Regions from separate parts of the Homo sapiens genome. Here region 2 is linked to region 1. The links are chromatin contacts, found by Hi-C in ENCODE. All regions are on one chromosome and are shown on one strand. The core of a region is the stretch at or near the end of the contact, and the rest is flanking DNA. Distances in the headings are between cores, read along the strand shown. Region 1 overlaps TNFRSF14-AS1 (TNFRSF14 antisense RNA 1). Region 2 holds the start of PIK3CD (phosphatidylinositol-4,5-bisphosphate 3-kinase catalytic subunit delta).

Evidence for each region. Hi-C counts contacts between places; a loop is a spot of excess contacts on that map.
Region 2: a map with no recorded cell type shows a loop between it and region 1 (27-fold over the local background). The contact joins the promoter of PIK3CD here to the enhancer-like site in region 1. A Hi-C loop is called at or near these places in 2 of 37 single-sample maps with no recorded cell type.

The regions. Positions count from the first base shown.
Region 1 is chr1:2,544,700-2,552,068 of GRCh38, reverse strand. It overlaps TNFRSF14-AS1 (TNFRSF14 antisense RNA 1), which reads left to right. Exons shown (of 7, transcript NR_037844.2): 5 at 1-1,077; 6 at 1,338-1,496; 7 at 1,795-2,149. Among named protein-coding and RNA genes, the nearest start is that of TNFRSF14, 8.0 kb to the left of the region's middle. RefSeq lists enhancers at 586-1,785, 3,002-3,871, 6,484-7,354. Within about 2 kb of position 3,593, at least 38 of the 41 ENCODE cell types and tissues checked have a DNase peak (open chromatin) inside an H3K27ac peak, as active enhancers do.
Region 2 is chr1:9,647,074-9,654,442 of GRCh38, reverse strand. It overlaps PIK3CD (phosphatidylinositol-4,5-bisphosphate 3-kinase catalytic subunit delta), which reads right to left and starts at 2,712. Exons shown (of 24, transcript NM_005026.5): 1 at 2,641-2,712. PIK3CD-AS1 (PIK3CD antisense RNA 1) reads left to right here. Exons shown (of 2, transcript NR_027045.1): 1 at 1-245; 2 at 400-1,833. RefSeq lists enhancers at 470-519, 1,660-1,729 and a silencer at 1,910-2,799.

The sequences.
Region 1 (7,369 bases), core at 2,344-4,843:
GTGGAGGCCCATTGAGGATGGCCGAGCAGGGGCGGGCATCCAGGCAGGTCCAGCAGTCCTGGCGGGCTGAGGAGAAGGAGGTCAGTGCTCAGGGAGACATCCGCAGAGGGACCTGGCAGGCAGAGCTCCAGAAGGGAGGGAACTGCACAGACAGAAAGCTCCAGAAGGCTGCCTGAGGGCCTCTGAGGCCTCCGGAGTCAGGCGCCATGGATGTGGAAGGTGGACTCTTCAGCATGGATGGGACCCTAGGGGGCTGTGGACCCCCGGCCCCTGGGACTCACAGGTGGGAGACAGGAGTTCCAACCGCCAGGGGGAGAGTCCTGGAGGATCCTGGGCTGTTGGCAGCCACCCAGCAGGGCCCGTCCTGGGAGTGGGGCTGGACTCTTCCTGCAGGAAAGGCTGGGCTGGACCTGCTCTGAGAGGCTTCAGAACCAGCCACACGAAGACCAAAGTGAAGAGCAAGGAGCTGAACTCCACGCAGAACACAGCGCAGCGTCCTTTAAAGGAAGGCCAAAAACAACCCAACAAAAATGCCAGGTGATCAAAGCGGTCACAGCACAATGTCCACATCCAACGAGAAATTGCTACTACGTCCAGACGCAGGGAAAGGTGGCCGTGGGAACGTGAGTCAGCAGCAACAGGCCCAGAAGGGCAGCCACGGTGGACTTGTCAGACGTGGACCCTGAAATGACAATCACAGCATGATTTCAGGCAGGAGCCTGAAATGGTACAGCTTTGGACATCGGTTTGGCAAATTCTTTTAGAGAGAAACACACACCTTCCCTAGGACCCAGCAACTCCACTCCTAATAACCAAGTGAAATGGAAGGAGTTGTCCTCAGCAAAACGTGTGTGCGGAAGTTCACAGTCACTTTCTCGGTGATAACCAAGAGCTGGAAACCACTGCAACACCCACCAGCAGGTGAACGGATTAACACACTGGGCTAGGGCCACACAATGAGATGCTCCGTGGCAACACAAAATGAACCGTGGACACACACTGCACGGCGGATGAATATGCAGACATCAGGCCACGTGAAGGGAGCCAGGCCCCGAGGCGCCACGCTTTGTGATTCAGGTGAAATTCTGGGACAGGCAGATCTAACCTGCAGGGAGAGAGAGGTCAAGGATGATGGGGCCAGGGCTGGGGAGGGGTTGGGAAGGGGCTCATGTTGCTGGGGTGTCAAAACAAAGCAAAGGGCCACAGACTTGGGGGCTCAAGAAATGGAAACACAATGGTGTCATGGTTCTGGGGGCTGGAAGTCCAAGATGCAGGGGCAGGTGGGGTTGGTTCCCTCCTGGGCCTGCAGATGGTACCTGCTCCCTATGTCCTCACAGGGTGGTCCCTCTGCGCCCAAGACCCGGCTGCCTCCTCCTCTTCCTGGCTGCAGGGAGTGCTTGTGTCTGAAGAACGCCAGGCTGGTGTCCCCAGAGGGCGGCTGGAGGGGCTCAGAAACCATTTTCACCTTCTGTCTCCTCCATGTCTGCACTGTTTGGGTTTGTACCCGCCTGTGTCGCTTTTGCACGGGAAGTGAGATGGAGAGACACGTGAACCACCATTGCTGGGGTTCCAGCATGGGGCCCCAGGGGACCCATGGCTTTCCCAGAAGGAAGCTCTGCCATTGGACAGCCGGTCTCAGGCTGCTGCACAGGCCCCTCCCCGCCCTCAGCCCTGGCCTGCGGGAATCAGGAAAGGGTGGGGTCCAGCTGCATTGCGAATGGACTAAAGCCACTGATTTGCACACTTGCCAATGGCTGAAATGGTCAATAAAACGTCATGTACCTTTTGCCACAGGAAAGAAAGCACGCAGCCAAAGAGCGCAAAGAGGCTCAGAGGAGGCCCGGGTGCCCTGGAGAGACGCTGCGTCCTGACGACACAGCATCCCTGTCCCGCAGCGGAGATTTCCCAGATGAAGGATTCCCCGGCGGGAGACAGGGCCCTGCACACAGGTCCTCTGCCACGCTGCTCACCATGCCTGTGTGTTATCTCCCCATGAAAAGTCACCTAGGCCGAGCATGGTGGCTCACGCCTGTAATCCCAGCACTTTGGGAGGTGGAGGCGTGCGGATCATCTGAGATCAGGAGTTTGAGACCATCCTGAGTAACATGGTGAAACCCCGTCTCTAGGAAGAATACAAAAATTAACTGGGCATGGTGTCAGGTGCCTTGTAATCCCAGCTACTCGGGAGGCTGAGGCGGGAGAATCGCTTGAACCTGGGTGGCGGAGGTTGCAGTCACAGCGTTTGCAGCGAAGCGGCTCCCAGAGCTGGGAGGAAAGCCCCGCCTGCAGCCAAGCTCCTGCTCCACCACCCCAGGTGCAGAGGGGCTGCCCCAGGCGGGGGACTCCAACTCCCTCTCAGCCAGGGCCAGGCCTGTGGGGTCCGGGCCTTCTCAGGGCCGAGGCCTCACTGCCCGAGCACGGGCCCTGCCTGCGGCAGTTACGCGGATGGTTCCTTTTTAAACGCAGGAGCTGCCGTCATCTTCTCTCACTCAGTGGTCATCACGGAAAGTGAAAACGACGGTGCTGCTCCTCCCACGGAGGAGAGACAAGCTCACAGGTGGGGAAGCCAGACCCTCGAGGATGAAGTGGGGGGCACAGCCCTGTCCTCCCTCAGATGCCCCAAGATAGGCCAGGGTGGGAGAAGGGGGCACCTGTCCCAGGCACTGGGTGGCCGCTGCCCGGCAGAGGGTCTCTGCCCCCATCAAAGGGAAGTGGAGGCCCCCAGGGTAGATTCTGTTTGGCCTGCATTTATGTAGCACCTACTTTATGTCTGGAAGTCGGGGGGCCCATGGGCAGGATCTGTTCAGCCCACATTTATGAGGCACCTGCTGTATGCCTGGCAGTGAGGGTGGGGCCCCAGGGGCAGGCTCTGTTCAGCCCACATTTATGAGGCACCCACTATATGCTGGGCAGTGGGTACAGGGATGGCTGCCCAGGCTGGCCTGTCCCACGGAGGAGAGACAGGCTCACAGCGGGGAAGCCAGAACCCCAAGTGTGAAGTGGGGGGCATGGGATCAGAGGCGGCCCAGACCCCATGAGCTGGGGCTGCACCAGGCACAGAAAGAGCAGTGGCAGCGACTCATGGCTTCAGGCTGCTCAGGTCCTGCCTGGGCCGACTGCAGGAAAAAACAAGGACTTCCGCCTCCCTGCGGTCCCTCCCCTACACCCGCCCACGTGGCCAGGACGTGAATGTCACCATGGGGACTTCCGCAGGGCCTAGTGCTTTCCTTTTTGTTTTTTGTGTTTTGTTTTTTTTTTTTTGAGTCTGGCTCTGTCACCCAGGCCGGAGTGCAACAGCGCGATCTTGGCTCACTGCAAGCTCCGCCTCCTGGGTTCACGCCATTCTCCTGCCTCAGCCTCCGGAGTAGCTGGGACTACAGGCGCCCGTCGCCATGCAAGGCTGATTTTTTGTATTTTTAGTAGAGATGGGGTTTCACCGTGTTAGCCAGGATGGTCTCGATCTCCTGACCTCGTGATCTTCCCGCCTCGGCCTCCCACACTGCTGGGATGACAGGCGTGATCCATCGCACCCGGCCAGGGCCTGGTGCTTTCCCAGACAGGTGACTGCCCGTCTGGTCTCGGCTTCCCCTAAGCAACATCCCAGGATCCTGCGGAAAGACCCACCCAGGCCTGGGCCTTCCCTGCTCGGTGCAGGGCTGTGGGCGCGACCCCTGGCAGCAGGCCAGGACGTGGGGGGCCGCCCTGCCAGAGCTGGGACAGGGCCAAGGGACCCTCCACCTCTGAATTTGCCTTGGGAGCTGAGACTTCTGATGGGAGACCTCAGACCTCTGTCTGTCTCTTCCTCTGTCTCTTCCTCTGAGCCACAGGGGCTGCAGGTCCAAGCCTTTTGCCTGGACAGGCCGCTAGCCACCAGGGGGCAGCAAAATCCAGGCCCTGCCTCCCCGGCCGCAGGTGCCACTTCCTAGAACCTGGGCTCCCTGTGCCATCACCTGCGTGCCTAACCCTGGGTGTGCATTTGGGGCCACACTCACTGCAGCCCTTTAAGAATCCACCCCCTCCTCCCTCCCCTCCCCCTGGGAAAACACAAGGGCTGCCCTCCATGGTCTGGTTGTCAGTGAGGGACACGGGGCTGGGCCCAGACACTAGAATAAATTATTCGGGTAATACATGGTTCGATGAGGGGCCAGGTGAGCCCGTGGGGGTTGGGCAGCCATGGTCGGGTTGGATCACGGTCCAAGGCCGGCCCCCACTGCTGCAGGGCCTCAGCCCACTCTCACTTCCTGTGTCTCTGTCATGGTCCCAGAGTGCAGGAGCCCCGTTTGCTCATCTCTAAAATGGAGTCATGTCGCTCTGCCTCCCGAGCTATTGGGAGGTGACTGGCGGACACTCCCACAGGTGGCTGGTACACAGCAGGGCTCACAGGGGCACTGGACAAACCGGGGCTCCCCCAGATTGCTGTGGGCAGGGAGGAGCTGTCCCCAGCTCAGAGCAGCCCTGACGGGCTTTCCAGCAGGGGCCAGGGTAGAGGCCAGCGGGGCAGGGCCCCAGCCCAGGGAGCCCCGAGCTCCCTGCCCACGTCTTGAGCAGAAGCCTCCAATCTCAGGGGCTGCAGTCGGCCAAGCTGTGGGCCAGAAACTCAGGCAGAAATTGCAGGGCTAGTGCCTTTATTAAAGCTCCATGGAGGGGCAGCTCCAAGGCCTGCACGCCACAGTTGGCCGCCATTGCCCAACTGACACAGCACATCCCCCCCGCAGTGCCTCCACAGCCCCACACCCCGGGGCAATTAGCACAGGGCCATGCCCTTCCATTGCGCAGCGTTCACCCACCCCACCACCACTTCAGCATAAACCGTGGAGTCCTTTCCCAGGCTGGACGGAGCCGGGGTCCAGCTGCGGGGCCTGGCTGGGGAAGCGCTGCCCGGCTGGGGAGGCGCTCCCCAGGCCCTCCCCACACACCTGCCCCTCCCCGCCGGGCGCATCCCCACCTCCCGCTGCCTCAAACCGCCTTCCTAACAACACCCTTTCCCCAGAGCCCCACCTCCAATATGTAGACTGGCCGCTCCCTCCATGGGAGGGGCTGCTCAGCCCACGCCCCGCCCTGGCGCTAGGCACCAAGCAGGAGGGGAACGGAAATCCTCTCTGGTTCGCTGGGAGATGGGGAGCCTGGCAAAGTGGCCACCAGGGCGTCCACCGGGTCCCCTGTGGGCGGGGTTGCTGGGCGCTGCTCCTGGGCAGAGGCCGAGGTCTCTCCGGCCCGTTGCTCTTCATTCACCGTGGCCTGAGACTCCCCAGTACTCGGTGGAGGGAGAAGGCCGGAAGGCTTCCCGGAGGCGGCGCGCCAGGCCTTCCCTGAGGTCCATCCGCGGCGCTCTCGGCGGCCCGGGCTCCGGGAATGAGGTGGCTGGTGAGGCCCGCGGAGTGGGAGGCCGGTAGGACGCGCGTCCTGCCCAGCGCAGGCGACAGACACCCCTGCCGCCACCCCCGCCAGGCTCGCCGGGGACGTTTCCTGTTCTGTCCCCAGCTGGGAGCTGGGCTGGCACCGCACGAACTTCTCGGACAGCAGGGAGAGCAGAAAGGTGGCAAGGAGCGCCCACCCGCCCCTGCCTGGCCCCGCAGGAGGGCCCTGCGCTACCGCCGCACCGCCACGCTCTTCACTCTGGAGCACCGGCCTCAACGAGCGCGCGGGGCGGAGGGCGGCCGGGAGGCGGCGGCGGCGCAGGTGGTGGAGGCGTCTTTATGGGCGCCAGGCAGTGGTGCACGCTTTCCCACGCCCGGCAGCCAATTGGAGGCCAGGGCCAGAAGAAGCACGGCCCCGCCCCCTAGCTCCGGGCCGGGCCACCCCCACCCCCACCCCCCTCACCCCCCACACCCCCCACTCCCCGCTCCCCCCGCCCCCGGCCTCCAGCAGGGCGATGTGGGTAGGCGTGGCTGGGGGGTCACGTGGGACCTGACCGGGAGGAGGAGCCTGCCCATACGTCCCTCCGTCAAACCTGCTCCCTCCCTGTCCCCAGCTTTCCGACCACCTGACCTGTCCTCCATCTGACAGTCTTCCAGCCTGGCCAGGAGCAGCCCCAGCCCAGGCACCTGCCCGGGCCTGGCCTCCTCAGGGGTGAGGACAGGGGCCGCAGAGGCAGCTCCAGCTGTGGAAGCAACAGGGAGACAGGCCAGGGAAGGGGCTGAGCCGCAGCTACTGCACAGGGGGGCCAGGGCCACTGCTCCAGGAAGCCCCCACCCTCCTCCTGCACTTCCTGATAATCCAGGCCAGCGGCCACCTCCCCCAGGAAGCCCCCGACCCTTCCCTCCCCTGGGCTGGCTCTCATATTAAAAGGTCATCCTTGGAGGTGCTCTGGGCAGTTAATTCCAGGCAGCAGCCCCACACCCCAGCTTCTCCAAACCTGGTATTTGTTAACCAGCCGCCCTTGGGGGTCCTTCCATCAGCCTTGGGAGGCAGCAGTGCTGTCCCACACCTCAGACAAGGAGACTGAGGTCCAGGGAGGAGGCCTTACCCAGCTCACTGCCCCACCAGGTCCCTCTCCTGCCCCCTACACTGACAGGGTGGGCTGCTGGGTGGGCAAGAAGATGGTTGCAAAGGGTGTGAGAGCCGTGCAGGCCAGACTTGGAAGCAAGGAAGGTGCCAGCCCTGGGGACTCATGGCCAGCGTGTGGGGGCGAGCAATGGGTAGTGTGACGGTGGAGGCACGGCGCCAGGCATGGTAGTGGGTGCCTGCAGGGTCCTCCTGAGCCATCCTTTACCCAGGCACCCATGATAAATGACAGGCCCAGGAAGGGTGCCAGTCTCGGGCCAAAAGAGAGGGGGTAGCAGCTGGCCTGGGTGGCTGCACAAGACTACCCCTATGCCCTGGAGACCTCCTGCCCCCATGGCCAGAAGGGAGGTGCCTCCCTGTCACGAAAGTCCTGCTGGGGGTGGCCAGGTAGGCTGTGGCTGCCGCTCCGACAGCCCCGCCTGCCTGAGGCCATGAATGGCCGGGAGCCTTTTGTGGGTGAGCAGCTGGCTGCCGGCCCTTTCTGTGGGGCTGTGGGAAAGTCCTCGGGCCAGCCTCTCACAGCCTCTCAAAGCCCGGATTATCTCTGGGTCTGCAGGACACCCTCTCAAGGACGCCCCCAGCATGCTTGGGGGCAGGGACGCCTCTGCAGAGGCCCTGTCTGCTGAGCTGTGGCCCCAGAAGTCGCTTGGCCAGGAAGGGTCTCCTGAGTGGAAAGACCCCTCGGACACCCCACTCCATGCCCCCTACCGCATCCAACCGCCCAGACTCAGAAATGCCCGCCACGCCAGGCAGGCTGTCCTGGAGCCCCGGCTCACTGTTGTCCTGGCCTCTAGCCCTCTGGGGAAGGGCGTGCTCAGCAGAGGAGCTTGCTGGGGGTTGCTAGTAACCCCCCCTCGACCCCAGG
Region 2 (7,369 bases), core at 1,463-3,962, 7.1 Mb before region 1:
GGGCTGATGCCCTCCCAGTCTGCCTGCCCTGTTCTTAGCACAGCCCCTGGCACCCCGTGTGATCTCAGGAAACACTTGCTAAACATGGTATCGGAGGAGAAACGGAGCCCACAGCTTAGTGCAAAGACCTGGCGGCGTGGACTGAGGCTGCAGAAACGCAGAAACGCGCTTTTCCTGCCAGAAGGGGACATCTGCGTGGTCGGGAGTACCTCTGGGGCACGTGCCCTAATTCCAGAAACATCTAAGTGAGTAGTGTGGCCAATGTAGTCTGTTTCTGAACAGGGGCTGAAGGGCGGGGGAAGTGGGGCTCAGAAGGAGGCTAGCTTAGTTGTCTCTGGAGCAGGCAACTGGGTTGTTGTATTATGTTTCTCAGAGATGGGCTCTTGCTCTGTCACCCAGGCTGGAGCGCAGTGGCACTGTAATAGCTTACTGCAACCTTGAACTCCTGGCTTCAAGTGATCCTCCCGTCTGGGCCTCCCAAAGCACTGGGATGACAGGTATGAGCTACCGCTCTCAGCCACAACTGGGTTTTAAGAGCACTCCTCCAGCCCACTCCAGTGTCTTCCATCATTCTGTGAAAGCACCAAAAGAGGACCAAGCCCAGGAAGCCGCCAGCAGGCCTCTCACCAGCCAAGATGGCTGGAATCCTAATATCAAGAAATGAAACTCCAGCAGGCCATGGAAATGCTAAGGGGTTGGCATTTCTGCTCTAGAGAGAGCCAAAGAGAAAGCTCTATTTATATCTCCTTGCGTTTGGTCGCAGCCTCATCAACCAAAAGAACCTTCCGCCCCACTCAACACATCAATCAAATTGGGGAGGGGGTGTGAACAGCAGCAGCGGGTGTTACAGAGGAGTCTCAAGGGTATCTTAGAGGGTGCCTCTCTGAACAGTCGTCCCCTCCAAATCCCCCCCAAGAGAATTACTAGGACATTCTCCTTCCCCCGCAAGCAACGGCACCCCCAGATGATTAAACGCGCTGGCGTCGGAAAGAGCTGGGATCCTGGAGAAACTACTTGTAAACTGTGTGGGTTGGTGAGTTATTTAACTTTTCTGAGCCTTCGTTTCCTTAACTGTAAAATGAAGACAACACCACTCAGCTCCTACAGTTGTCCAGCTGAAATCACCTAGGTAAGAACGACCAGTTCTTTGGGGAGTAATGTCCCGATGGTACCATTCAATTGTCAAGAACACCAAGGCACCGTCAGGCACCCGGGCGGTATCCCACTCTCCTGGAAGAGAGCAGGGGGTTAGCCCTTGGTTTCAAAGTCCCTAGGGAGCAGTAAACCTTCCCCTCCGAGAGCCCTGAGAGAGGAATAATTGCCCCTTCCCACTCCAACCCACGGCACACCCGCCCACATCCACGTGCGGCTGTGCCCAGCATCTCAGAGGTAGGACTTCTCAGGAATCGGCGGGAAGAAGCCCCCTTGATGGAGTCTGGTGGGGTTCAAGATCTGCAGGTCCCACCTTCCAGGGAACACCTGCACAAGTGAGACCTGCCCGATCAGCCCCGCGCTCCATCCGCAAACTGGGCAGATCCCAAGGGTGCCACGCGAGGACCCTGCACCTTGGCCGCTCCAGGGCGCCCCCCACCCGCGACCCCGGAAATCTCGCCCCTACCTGCTTCACCCTCGCCCCACCCACAGCGCACTTTTCGGGACCTCCCAGCGGCCCTTCCCCGGTTCTCTGGACCCCCGTCTCCCCGCCCTGCAACGCCCCCATCCTGGTGCCCACGAAAGGTCGTCCCAGTTCCCCTCTTCTCTACCTCAAAGGAGGAGGTGCAAATGAGGAAGCCTAAATAAAAACAGGAAACTCGATTTTTTTAAAAAGCCTCATTCAGGCTGAATTACGGGTAAGAGTATTTTTTTAAAAAGTCCGGAAATGCAAAGCTGGGGGCGGTTTTGCCGGCGTAACCCCGGCTCGGCCGCAGATCCGGAGCTGATCTCGCCTGCGCCGCTGCAGCAAACGCGGCGAGCAACGCGGGAGGCCCGGGACTGGGAGGCGGGGCGCGGGTCCACGAGCCGGGAGGAAGCCCCGAAAACTTCCACCCCGGCCCCTCTGCAGCCCCGCTCCCCACTTGCCCAGGCTGGGAAGGGCGCACAGGACCCGGGCGCCGGCGAACTGTGCGCAGCCCTCTCTCCGCGCCAGGGCACTCGGGCGACATCACCAGCGCGCTCTCTGTGGACCCCGCTGCCGTACAGAGGAGGCCCCTGGTCCTCTAGTCAGCGCTCGGAGCGGGCGCACGCGCTGAGCGCTTCCAGTATCCTCGCGCCTCAGCCGGCGCACCGGAGGCCGCACCGCCGCTGTGAGCGCAGCTGAAACCCCGCTGCCGGGCCAGGCGGGCAAGGCGCGCAGTGCAGGCGCCGGGGAGCTGCGCACGCCCCTCTCGGCGGGCCCACGGGGGACGGCCCCGGGCCTCTAGGGCAGCCCCCGCCCAGGTCCCAGCAGCCCGGCCCCCGGGGCTCCCAGGACCCGGCTCGCTAGACTCGGGGAGGCGCCCAGGGCCAGGGCGCACGGGCTGTGTGTGCCGGAGAGACGCCCGCCAGCCAGCCCCGCGCCCCCGAGCGCAGCCGCAGCTCCCAAAGCCCCTGGCCGCGGTCCTCTTCCCACCTCCCCTGACGCAGCCAGCGGCGATCGCTTACCGTCCCGGCGCAGCTGGCAGGGCTGGGCGGCTCTGCTCGCGGCCGCTCGGAGCGACTGCGCTGGGCGCGAGTGAGCCTCGAGGGAGGGAGGCGGGGCGCGCCGGGGCGCCCCGCCTGCCGCCAACCCGCACACTCCACTTCCCACTTTGTTTCCTTTTCACTTGCAACAGGAAAAACAACAGGTCCTCCAGGGCCTCGCCTTCCCCCGCCGCCCACACTCCCCAGTTCGCCTACCGCTAGAGGGGCATCATCCCAGGTGCCTCTGGAAGCTGCACCTTGCTTGCCCTTCTACAAAACAAGTTTTCTTTTTATGCAAAGGAAAACAACGAAATAAAGGTCCTAGGCGCCTTTAAGCGCTCCGCCTTCACGCAGGAAAGAATTTCAGCAGGAGCGGGAGAAAGGCTGAGAGCAGGAGAAGAAGAGGGGGTAACCTGCAGCTCTAGGCACCCAGGGACCCCAAGCGCCATTGCGAGGTGACCAGTGTTGGGGCTCAGGACACACACCCAAAATGTGACTATGGGAGACCAGCGTGTGCCACCCCAAAATATACTTCTTCGCCATATTTTGAAGGGATTATTCTTAGAAACTGCAGGCACAGGAGTAGATCTGAAAAGCTGTCCTTTTGTAAAATGATTTCTATCTATAAAGAAAATCTCCAGGCCTGGCACTGTGGCTCACTCCTGCAATCCCAGCAATTTGGGAGGCCGAGGCGGGAGGATCACTTGAGCCCAGGAATTCAAGCCAGCCTGGGCAACATAGGGAAACCCCCGTCTCTACAAAAAAATTAAAAATTAGCCAGTCGTGGTGGTGCACACCTTGTAGTCCCAGCTACTCGGGAGGCTGAGGTGGGAGGATGGCTTGAGCCAGGGAAATGGAGGCTGCAGTGATCCATGATGGCACCACTGCACTCCAGCCTGGGAAACAAAGTGAGACCCTGTCTCAAAAACAGAAAAGAAAAGGAAAATCTCCATTGGTAAAGTATTAGTATCAGGCGGAGGGCTGCTCAGAGCTAACTTTTCTTACCTGAGAAATTTTATCCGCATAAGAAGACAAGCTTCATTCACCTTACCCTCTCTCCCCTCACTCTCCCTTAACTTGTGTACCACCTCCCCAGGATCCCAAGCCTCTATTCCTTTTTTTCTTTTCTTTTCTTTCTTTTTCTTTTTTCTTTTCTTTTTTTTGAGACAGTCTTGCTCTGTTGTCCAGGCTGGAATGCAGTGGTGCCATCTCGGCTCACTGCAATCTCTGCATCCTGGGTTCAAGCAATTCTCCTACCTCAGCCTCCCAAGTAGCTGGGATTACAGGCACACGCCACGACACCCAGCTGATTTTCATGTTTTTTTGTTTGTTTTTTGTTGTTTTGTTTCTTTGTTTTGTTTATTTTGAGGAATCTTGTTCTGTTGCCCAGGCTGGAGTGCAGTGGCGTGATCTTGGCTCACCACAGCCTCAGCCTCCTGGGTTCAAGCAATTCTCCTGCCTCAGCCTCCTGAGTAGCTGGGACTATAGGTGCACACCACCGTGCCTGGCTAATTTTTGTATTTTTAGTAGAGGTGGGGTTTCGCCATGTTCACCAGGCTGGTCTTGAACTCCTGACCTCATGATCCACCCGCCTCAGGCTCCCAAAGTGCTGGGATTACAGGCGTGAACCACCACACCTGACCCAAGCCCTATTCCTTTCTGAAGGAATGTTTCCTGTCCCTTGTAGGATGTTATATGAGCTTTATTCATCTGAGCCTTCATCCAGTCTTGTATTTTGTGGGATTCCCATGCATAGGTCTTAGTTACACATGGTTTTTCTCTTGTTAATCTGCCTTATGTAAATTTAATGTGGAGCCCAGCCAAGGAATTTAGAGGGTAGAGGGAGGCCACTCTCTCCTCCCCTACAGCAGGCATGACTGAGAGGCTCGGGGAGACAGCCCAGGGCCTAAGTCCCTCCTTGCTCAGCCCTGGGTTGACAGCAGCGACCTCCAGGCTTTGGTGGACCAAGAGTATGGGGGTGGTGGGTGAGCCCACCCCTGAGATTACAACAGTGGCTTCATGCCCTCCCAGGATAGGGTGAAGGGTGAGCCAGTCAATTGCTTAGTGAAACAATGGCTTAAAGGACCCTCTTCAATCCAGCCTGGGAAGTAAAGCAGCTGTTATTGGTCCCTTGGACAGATGAGGGATCTGAGGCTTAGAGAAGGACTTTTTCTACCCAAGAGATGCCTGGGCCTCTCAGGACCACCTTGGGCCCCGTGCTGGCTCCAGAGGCTGCAATAAGCAGAGGCCCAGGCCAGGCATGATGGCTCAGGCCTGTAGTCCCAGCACTTTGGGAGGACGAGGCTGGAGGATCCCTTGAGGCCAGGAGTTTGAGACCAGCCTGGGTGATATGGCAAAACCCAGTCTCTACAAAAAAATAGAAAAAATTAGCCGGGTTTAGTGGTGTGCACCTGTAGTTCCAGATTCTCGGGAGGCTGAGGTGGGAGGATCACCTGAGCCCTGGAGGTTGAGACTGCAGTGAGCCATAACTGTGCCACTGCACTCCAGCCTGGGTGATGGAGTGAGATTCTGCTTTGAAAAAAAAAGAAAAAGAGCGAGAGAGAGGCCCAGAGGCCGTTATTCCAGCCAGGAAAGGGGAGAGGGCTTGGGTAAGATGGAGTGGCTTGCTCAATTGTTCCAGTTTTTTTTGTTTTTGCTTTTTTTGTTTGTTTGTTTGTTTGTTGAGACAGGGTCTTGCTCTGTCACCCAGGCTGGAGTGCAGTGGCATGATCTTGGCTCACTGCCACCTTGGCCTCCCGGGTTCAAGCGACTCTCATGCCTCAGCCTCCCAAGTAGCTGGGACTGCAGATGCGTGCCACCATGGCTGGTTAATTTTTGTATTTTTTAGTAGAGACGAGGTTTCACCATGTTGGCCAGGCTGGTCTCACACTCAGGCCTCGGGTGATCTGCCCGCCTCAGCCTCCCAAAGTGCTGGGATTACAGGCATAAGCCACTGCGCCCGGCCTGGTCCAGGTTTTCTAAGATGCAGGCTGCAGATTCTGTGTTCTCCAGTGGACACTTGCAGAGGAGCCAGGAAGGACCACAGGTCCCTTTTGGAAGGAACGTTGGGCCTGTCCCCAGGAATGCACACTAGTATATCCTTTCTAGTGGAGTGTCTGAGGCTCACAGCCTCTTGCTTACCCCAGGCTCAGATTACTGAGCCTTAGCAGCGGTCTCTAGCCTGTTTCAAGGATGCCAAGAGCCAGAAGACAAATGGACGTTTCAGAAGGAACTCTGACGGCCGAGTGAGCAGCCTGTCCTGAGGGAGCGGCCCGTCCTAAGGTTTCCTAACACCTGGCCTTAACCATGCTTTTGCTAGGCTGCACTTTCAACGCTGCCCTCTGGTCTTTAGAGTTTGTTTCAAGAAACAGCCAGATGACGAATGGTTTTGCATCTTCCAAAGGAATTCTTCATTGAATATGTATTTGCTGACAGCAATTCAAATCATGCTTTTTACTATGCAAGATGCTGCCGGGAGAATGGAGGCATGCCAAGTTGTCAAGCGCTAAGATGTGCCTTACATATTGTTCTCTTTGATCCCCATGAAGGAAACCAGAATATGTCCCCCCAAAATATACCTCTTTGACGTAAATATTTTTGAACTTAAGGCAATTAAGAAGCAGCAGGCAGATGAAGAGATCTTTCTATCATCTCCCCTTTTCTGCCTGTTAAATAAAATTTGCAGGAGGCCATTGATTGGGACAAGACCCCTGTACCGGGTCCAACAGACCAAACCAATATGGAGTCATTCATGGTAAATGAAACTAATTAACTTAAGAGTATATACATGTAGCAAATAGCTGAGTTTTTGTCAGTTATAGCAGCTGAGCTTTAGTAGATCTTAGGTGGCCAACTGATTCAAACAAAGCAAACACTGTAACCAATTAAGCTCTATAGCTTACTTCTGTTTTACATCCATAAACACTCTGACTGTGTTACTGGCTGAAGCCCTTTGAACCTGTCCTGGTTCTGAGGGACTCCCAATTTTAGACTCATTAGTAGGCCAGGATGACTCACACCTGGAATTCCAACACTTTGGGAGGCTGGGGCTAGAGGATCAAGACCAGCCTGAGCAACATAGTGAGACCTCATCTTTACAAAAAATAAAACATTAGCCAGGCATGGTGGCATGTGCCTGTAGTTTTAGCTACTTGGGAGGCTGAGGTAGAAGGAGGATCCCTTGAGCCCAGAAATTCAAGGTTGCAGTGAGCTGTGATCTCACCTCTGCAATCCAGCCTGGGTGACAAAGTGAGACCACGTCTCTAATAATAATAATAATAATAATAATAATAATAATAATAATTAGAATCATGAATAAAAGTTAAGATCTGTAAACTAGATTTGTTGTAATCTTAACTTTTAAAAGATGATTATTGTTTTATTATTATTTTGAGACAGGGTCTCACTCTGTCACTCAGGCTGGAGTGCGGTGGTGCAGTCTCAACTCACTGCAACCTCTGTCTCCCAGGCCCAAGTGACCCTCCCATCTCAGCCTGCCAAGTAGTTGGGACTACAGGCATGGGCTAATTTTTTTGTAGAGACAGGGTTTTGTCATGTCACCCAGTCTGGTCTCAAACTCCTGGACTCAAGCAATCTGCCAGCCTCAGCCTCCCAAAGTGTTGGGATTACAGCTGTGAACCATCCTGCCCTGCCAGTCTTGACTTTTTTTTTTTTAGACAGAGTCTCACTTTTGTAACCAAGGCTGGAGTGC